Regions from separate parts of the Homo sapiens genome. Here region 2 is linked to region 1. Evidence: read pairs that join two places in POLR2A ChIA-PET (ENCODE). Cell type or tissue: HepG2. All regions are shown on one strand.

Region 1 (4,000 bases):
CGCCCAGGTCGGACTGCGGACTGCAGTGGCGCAATCTCGGCTCACTGCAAGCTCCGCTTCCCGGGTTCACGCCATTCTCCTGCCTCAGCCTCCCGAGTAGCTGGGACTACAGGCGCCCGCCACCGCGCCCGGCTAATTTTTTGTATTTTTTAGTAGAGACGGGGTTTCACCATGTTAGCCAGGCTGGTCTTGAACTCCTGACCTCAGGTGATCCACTCGCCTCAGCCTCCCAAAGTGCTGGGATTAACAGGCGTGAGCCACCACGCCCGACCAGTGGATTTGTATTTCTAAGAAACTTCATTGAAAAAACCTGAAAACCTCTCACATGAAACCCTGGGTCTTAAGAAGAATACTGCTAGCCCAGGACAAAGTCCTGCTTCTCCCCGACACGAACCTCTGTGGAACACTTGACCCCGTTATCATCTCATGCAAAATTTTTAAAGTGGAACTAGTACGGCATCTATATATATAAAGCTGCCTCAGAATAATAGTAACAGAGGGAGAAGGTTGTCACAGAGCAGGTGAATACTGTTTGTGACCAAAATTTTTGCTACAAATTACACAAATGTATAAAATAGCTTTGTGCTAAGTAGGGGTGGGGATGGGGCAGCTCTTGGGTGGCTCTTACTTCACCCCTCTCGGGGAAAGCAGGGACAGAAGCCCCCACTCAGCCCTCAGTGACTTCAGATCTCACCTTCAGTGGTCACTCCTGGTGGTCAAGCTGGTGGTCTGGTCATTGGTTACCCGTGGCCCACCATCCAGCATGAGGCTTTCACCTCTGCAAACCTCTGTGCTGATCTGGAGACTGCGTTCAGACTCAGCTGGGTTAGAATGCTCCTTTCTTTCCTTCCTTCTTTCCTCCCTTCCTTCCCCTCCCTCACTCCTTCCCTCTCTTCCTTCCTTCCCCTCCTTCCCTCCCTCCCTTCCCCTCCCTCACTCCTTCCCTCTCTTCCTTCCTTCCCCTCCTTCCCTCCCTCCCTCCTTCATTGCTTCCCCTCCCTCCCTTCCTCCCCCTCCCTCCCTCCCTTCCCTCCCACCATCCATCCTTCCTTCCTTCTCCTCTTCCCTTCCTTCCCCTTTCTTCCTTTTCCTTCCTTCCCTTCCTTCCTTCCTCTCTCCATCCCTTCCCCTCCCTCCCTCCCTTTCCTCCTTCCTCCCTCCCTCCCTCCCTTCCTTCCTCCCTCCCTCCCTTCCTTCCTTTCCTCCTTCCTTCCTTCCTTTTTGATTTTCTATTATTACTTAAACATTTTTTCTCTTAAATCATGAAAGATTTCAAATACAGAGAATTTCCAATAGACAACTAGCTTTGCTGTGTGTGATTCTGATCACTCCTTTTTTTCGTACACAAGTGATACAGCAGTGGCAAAATCCCTTCGCTGTCCTCCCAGAGGACTCCTTTGTCCTGAGCTGATATATGTCTCATCCAAGCCTGCTACTCTACAGAAAAGTGAATATTGAATATGTCTTTTTTATGAAATTCACATAACATAAAATGAACGATTTAAAATAAACAATTCAGCAGCATTTGGTACATTCACAGTGTGGTGCAACCACCACCTCTATCTAGTTCCAAAATGTTTTCATTGCCCTGAAAGGAAACCCCATCCCCAGTAAGCAGTCCCTTCCGGTCTTCCTCTCCCACCATCTCTGGTCACCACCAGTGGGCGTTCTGACTCCATGGAGTTACTTCTGACATTTCATATGAATGAAATTATACACTGTGTGACCTTCTGCGTTTGGCTTCTTTAGCTTAACAGAGTGTTTCGAGCTTCACCCATATCGTAGGGCGTATCCATGCAGAAAAATCTTCCTTATATGGTTAGACCACTTTTGTTTATCCATTCAGCTGTTGATAGGCCTTGGGCTGTTTCCAGCTTTGTGCTGTAGTAAATATCCCACCATGAACATGTATGTGCAAGGACTTAACAAGTCCTTTGAAAGCTGATTTTTGGCTGTGACAGTTTCTCAGACTTTCCTTGTTTTGGATGAGCTTGATCATTTTGAGGAGTACTGGTCAGGGTTGGTTGGTTGGTTTGTTTTGAGACAGAGTCTCACTCTGTTGCCCAGGCTGGAGTGCAGTGGACTGATCTGGGCTCACTGCAGCCTCTACCTCCCAGGTTCAAGCAATCCCCCTGCCTCGGCCTCCCAAGTAGCTGGGATTACAGGCATGCACCACCATGCCCAGCTAATTTTTGTATTTTTAGTACTGTCAGAGTTTCACCCTGTTGGCCAGGCTGGTCTTGAACTCCTGACCTCAAGTGATCCGCCTGCCTCGGCCCCTCAAAGTGCTGGGATTACAGGTGTGAGCCACCATGCTTGGCTGAAGGCTGGCTTCTTAAAGCCCTGATCCCTTTGCTCGTCTGAGTATTTCACCCCCGTGGTTGCCATGCTGGCTTTGGAGAAGGGCACAGGGAATATCCAGGTGATGGCAGTTCAATTATGAGGAAATGGCAGGTTTTCTTTTCTTTCTTTTCTTTTCTTTTTCTTTTTTTTTTTTTTGAGACAGAGTCTCACTCTCACTCTGTCACCCAGGCTGGAGTGCAATGGCGTGATCTCGGCTCACTGCAACCTCTGCCTCCCGAGTTCAAGTGATTCTCCTGCCTCAGCCTCCCGAGTAGCTGGGATTACAGGCACGCGCCACCATGCCTGGCTAATTTTTGTATTTTTAGTAGAGACGGGGTTTCACCATGTTGGTCACACTGGTCTCGATCGCTTGACCTCATGATTGTGAGCCACTGCGTCCGACCAGAAACGGCAGGTTTTCTAAGACTGTGGTCCGCTAAGGGCGATGTGAGAGGTAGAGGAGTAGCCATATTGGCACATCCCCAAACAGGTGAGAGAAGGTCCAGTTCCATTGCTTCATGGAGAAATAGGCTCAGGCAGGTGAGGCTCAGGCAGGTGAGGCGCATGTGTCCAGGTCCGACGGCCAGTCAGTGGCAAAGCAGAGACTCCAAACAGGTCCCTGACCCTTTGTGTTAAAATGTACTTTCGAAGATAAACTTTTTTTAGCTCCCACATATGAGTGAGAACATGAGATATTTGTCTTTCTGTGCCTGGCTTATTTCACTTAACATAATGACTGTCCATCCATTTTGCTGCAAATGACAGGATTTCCTTCTTTTTTTATGGCTGAATCGTACTCTGTTGTGTACATGTACCAAATTTATTTATTTATTACTCCATTGATGGACACGGGTTGATTTCATATTTTGGCTATTGTGAATAGTGCTGCAATAAACATGGGGGTGCAGGTATCCCTTTGATATATTGATTTCCTTTCCTTTGGATAAATACCCAGTAGTAGGATTGCTGGATCATATGGTAGTTCTATTTAGGGGAGAGGGGTGATGGGGAGAGATTGGTTAATGGGTACAAACAAACAGCTGGATAGAAGGAATAATTTCCAGTGTTCGATTGCACAGTAGGGTGACTATAGTAAACAATTTATTGTGTATTTCTTTTTTCTTTCTTTCTTTTCTTCCTTCCTTCCTTCCTTCCTTTCTTTTTCTTTCTTTCTTTCTTTCTTTGAGATGGAGTTTCACTCTTATCGCCCAGGCTGGAGTGCAATGGTGCAATCTTGGCTCACTGCAACCTCTCCCGGGTTCAAGCGATTCTCCTGCCTCAGCCTCCCGAGTAGCTAGGATTACAGGTGCCAGCCACCACATCCAGCTAATTTTTTTGTATTTTTAGTAAAGATGGGGTTTCATCATGTTGGCCAAGCTGGTCTAGAACTCCTGACCTCAGGTGATCTACCTACTTTGGCCTCCCAAAGTGCTAGGATTACAGGCGTGAGCCACCATGCCCAGCCTTTTTTTTCTTTTTGAGACAGGGTCTCCCTCTGTAACCCCGGCTGGAGTGCAGTGGCACCATCACAGTTCACTGCAGCCTTGACCTGCTGTGCTCAAGTGATCCTCCCACCTCAGCCTCCTGAGTAGCTGGCAGCACAGGCGCATGCTACCATGCCTGGCTAATTTGTGCATTTCGTAAAGACTGAGTCTCA
Region 2 (4,000 bases), 58 kb before region 1:
TCACAAGGTCAGGAGATCGAGACCATCCTGGCTAACACGGTGAAACCCCGTCTTTACTAAAAATATGAAACAATTAGCCGGGTATGGTGGTGGGCTCCTGTAGTCCCAGCTACTCGGGAGGCTGAGGAAGGAGAATGGCGTGAACCCGGGAGGCGGAGCTTGCAATGAGCCGAGATTGGGCCACTGCACTCCAGCCTGGGCAATAGAGTGAGACTCCGTCTCAAAAAAAAAAAAAAAAAAAAACAAAAGCCCCATCTCTACAAACAAGTTTTTAAAAATTAGCTGGGCATGGTGGTATGTACCTGCGGTCCCAGCTATTCAGGAGGCTGAGGTGGGTGGATCACTTGAGCCTGGGTGGTTGAGGCTGCCGTAAGCCGTGATGGCACCCCTGCACTCCAGCCTGGGTGACAGAGCAGGACACTGTCTCAAAAGAAGAAAAAGAAGGCCGGGCGCAGTGGCTCACGCCTGTAATCCCAGCACTTTGGGAGGCCGAGGCGGGCGGATCATGAGGTCAGGAGATCGAGACCATCCTGGCTAACACGGTGAAACCCCGTCTCTACTAAAAATACCGAAAATTAGCCGAGCATGGTGGTGGGAGCCTGTAGTTCCAGCTACTCGGGAAGCCGAGGCAGGAGAATGGCGTGAACCCAGGAGGCAGAGGTTGCAGTGAGCCGAGATCGCGCCGCTGCACTCCAGCCTGGGCGACAGAGGGAGACTCCGTCTCAAAAAAGAAAAAGAAAAAGAAAAAGGGTAGAAGCTCTGTGTCCCAAGTGGGCAAGCAGGTGCCTCATGAATTCATTTCCTCATTTAAAGTAGGTAGATTTATTCTCATTTTTTTCCAATGGGGAAATTAAGGCACAGGGTCTTAAGCGGCTTGCCCAGGACCACACAGCCAGCTGGATTCACACTCCGGGCTGTGCTATGTCTGAGCTATGTTGGATGAACCTGGGGGTCCAGTGGCTTCCTGTAGGCGTGTTCTGACTGGGGGCTTCCACACTGTAGACCCACAGCCAGTGGTCAGCCTGCTAATCATCTTGGAGAGGAACTCCTGAGCTGGTCCTTGCTCTGAGGAGAAGGCAGCCCCAGAGGCAGGCGGTGAAGACAGAGCTGAGAAAATTGACCCATCTCTGGCTGCCAGAGCCCAGGTGTAGCAGAGCTGTTGGGGATCAGTTGCCAGTGAGGGGACCCCAGACCAGACCTTATAGGAGGAATGTAGACTGCCTAACTGTGGGAGGTTCTTGGACCCCAGGGAGCTGGGATAGAGGCAGTGAATGGGCAGGAGTGGAATTGAGGGGCTATCAGGGTGCAAGTGGGATAGGGGCGCATTACCGTCTCTGCCCCTCCCTTGTTTGCGTGTGCCCACTGGGGTAGTCCCATCTGTGCGTGTGCCCACTGGGGTAGTCCCATCTGTTCCTTGTTAGGCACTCAACAGACAGGCCTCCAGGACATTAATTAATGCCAAGCTGCTGGCACAACCAGCAGCATGCCTGTCCCAGGGCCCCGTTCTGGCAGCACAGATACCCAGCTGACCCCAGAAATGCTGCTCCGTTCCCACCCGCTGATCCTGAAGACACAGGGGCCACATTGCTGGCATAACCCTGCCCCCGAGGATGGATGGCAGGGAAGGCTTAGGTGGTGGCAGGCAGCCAGAGACGGCAGCAGGATGTTCCCCCCACAGACTGGTCTCCATCACCACCCTGGACCTTCTCCTTCATCCCTGGCTCTGCCCCAGGCCTGCTGTGTGACCTTAGTCATGTAGCTTACCCTCTCTGGGCAACTTTTCTTTCTCCATCTATAAAATGAAGGGGTTAGACTGGGTCAACACTGAGCCTCCCCCTGAGTCTGAGTCTTTGTTGTCTGTAGATCTGCCTGATTTGGGGTGGCTCTGCTGGTACTCCCACTTCCTGCTCCATATCTACCTCCCCTTGGTATCCCACATTGTCTCCTGCATGTCTTGTTGCCCCAGGGCCCTGACTGGTACTCCTATAATTAACTCCTGCCCATGCTCAGGACATGGAGGGCCTGCTTGGCTTGGCCAGACCCAGTGGCCTGTTGGGGCCCGGGCCCCACCCTCACGGACTGGCCAGCGTTCCCAACCCCAGGGCCAGGGCAAGGCGTCTGCTCCCACAGTGGCTACCTCCAGCCGGCCCAGCACATTCCTCAGGCTTATCTGGAGGCCCGCCCCACTGGACTCTGCCCTCCCACCCAGGAAGCAGCACCCAGAGCTGCGTGCGGAAGAGTTGCAGGGCCTGGGAACAGGCCCTGCGTGAGCTCGAGGTAGTGATTCTTAGCCTGGGGCTGGAGAGAAACAGGTAGAGGACCGGGTGGGGCAGGAGGGTAGAGGGGTTTGTGGGGGCTGCTGAGCTGACCAGGCAAATTGTCTTTAACATTGCAGAGCATGGGGTTCACTCAGACACGCAGGGGTCATCTCCTGCGACCCTCCTCCTCCATCTCTGGGAAGCGCTTCCCTGCTACCCCTGGGAGCTCTTGTACCCAGGAAGGGGCTTTTGCTCTTGGCAAGTTGACCTAAATTTGCACCAGAGTTATCACAGTTGATGGGGCCACGATCCCAAAGTGCTGAGGGACAGCAGCTCCCTGCCACTTCCCTTCCTGGGTCCCCACCTCCACAGTAGGAGCCAGAGCCAGTCCTCCCAGGAAGGGGTTAACTGCCAGCCCCAGCCGTGAGGGAGGGGACTGGGCTGGACCATTTTCCTCACTGCCGCCTCCACCTCGGTTTTCCTGAATGGTTCTGTCGTCCTGGGGTGGGGAGGGAAGGGAAGGAAGAAGGGCGGGAGGAAGGAGGGAGGGAAGAGGGAGAGAGGAGGAGTGTGGGAAGAGGAAGGAAAAAAGAGAGCGAGACAGCGAGAGGAAGAGAAAGATGTCACTGTCTCTAATCTCCCTGTCATTTTTATTTCCAGCAGGCGCGGGGCGAAGGAGCTGCTAGAACAATGCTGAGGCGGGTGAGGTGAGGAGCAGCCCCTCGCGGCAGCCCCGACAGAGTGTCTGGAACAGGTGATTGGAGGAGCCGGAGACCCAGGCACCTGGGCATCCTTCCCCTCGCCTCTGCCAGGCCCCGCGCCCCTAAAAGGTGGGAAAACCATGGCGACCAATTTCAGTGACATCGTCAAGCAAGGCTACGTGAAGATGAAGAGCAGGAAGCTCGGGGTGAGTGACCCTGAGCTGCGGAGGGGCCCTGCCAAGGGATGGGGGCCCGAGGACTCGGTCCCAGGCTTGGAGGCATGGCGCGTGGGGCACGCGGCTGCCCTCCGGCTGCCGGGCATCGTGCATCTGTGGTCTCGGGGCTCCTCGCCAGCGTGCTGCCTGGCATGTGCCTGGGCTGGGTTCTGCCTGCTGCAGCCCCCGCCCCAGAGGGCTGGCTGGCATCCCAACAGCTGGGCCAGTGGTGGTGGTAGTGGCAGCAATGGTGGCCACCGATGGGCAGGCGGCTCCCCTGCTATTGTTGAAGTTGTCACCACAGCAGCAGCAGGGGCGGCTGGCAAGGCCGGGCTGTGTCTGAGCTGAGAAGCAGCGTCTCACTTCCCCTGGCCTCCTCTCCCTTCCGTTTGCCCCCCACCCCCGGCCTCCCCTCACCTCTCCTGGCCTCTTTTCTTTTAGGTCATCCTCTCCCCTTGCTTCTGACTGCTTTCCGTGTGCAGATATTTAGTAAATTTTTGGTTGTCGAGTTTAATGTTAAAGAAGTGTTTGAAAAGGGGAGTGGTTGGCTGGGCGAGACGGGGTGGTGTGAGGCACTGAAGCTGATATTTATGTGGTTTCCAAATGAGAACTTTGGGCAGAATGGTCCAGTGCTCTGGGACAGGCTGCTTCCCTCCAAGTTGTTGGTGGGTGACTCTGTGCTTGCTTGGTGCTTGGCCCTGAACTGGGGGCTTGGAGGGGCTACAGAGAAGAGGTCTTACTGGGCATGCATCCTGTCCTACCCTCTGTAGACCCCCAACTGGTGAAGACCCCCTAGAAGACAGGAGCAGAGGGGATCAACTTCATG

Evidence for each region. Peaks named below come from ENCODE experiments on the same cell type or tissue, not always from the same donor. Only the 100,000 strongest peaks of a DNase experiment are listed, where the experiment ranks them.
Region 2: POLR2A ChIA-PET joins it to region 1 with 5 read pairs; 6 of 35 experiments call an interaction of 5 or more read pairs at or near these places.

The regions. Positions count from the first base shown.
Region 1 is chr16:57,420,200-57,424,199 of GRCh38, reverse strand. No RefSeq gene overlaps it. Among named protein-coding and RNA genes, the nearest start is that of CCL17, 17 kb to the right of the region's middle. In HepG2, a CTCF peak has its summit at 1,669; a DNase peak (open chromatin) is centred at 1,669.
Region 2 is chr16:57,478,607-57,482,606 of GRCh38, reverse strand. DOK4 (docking protein 4) reads left to right here. Exons shown (of 9, transcript NM_018110.5): 2 at 2,919-3,165. The coding sequence starts at 3,100. Among named protein-coding and RNA genes, the nearest start is that of DOK4, 5.9 kb to the left of the region's middle. In HepG2, no CTCF peak of the experiment used is centred here; DNase peaks (open chromatin) are centred at 2,186 and 2,686; H3K4me3 peaks cover 1,053 bases.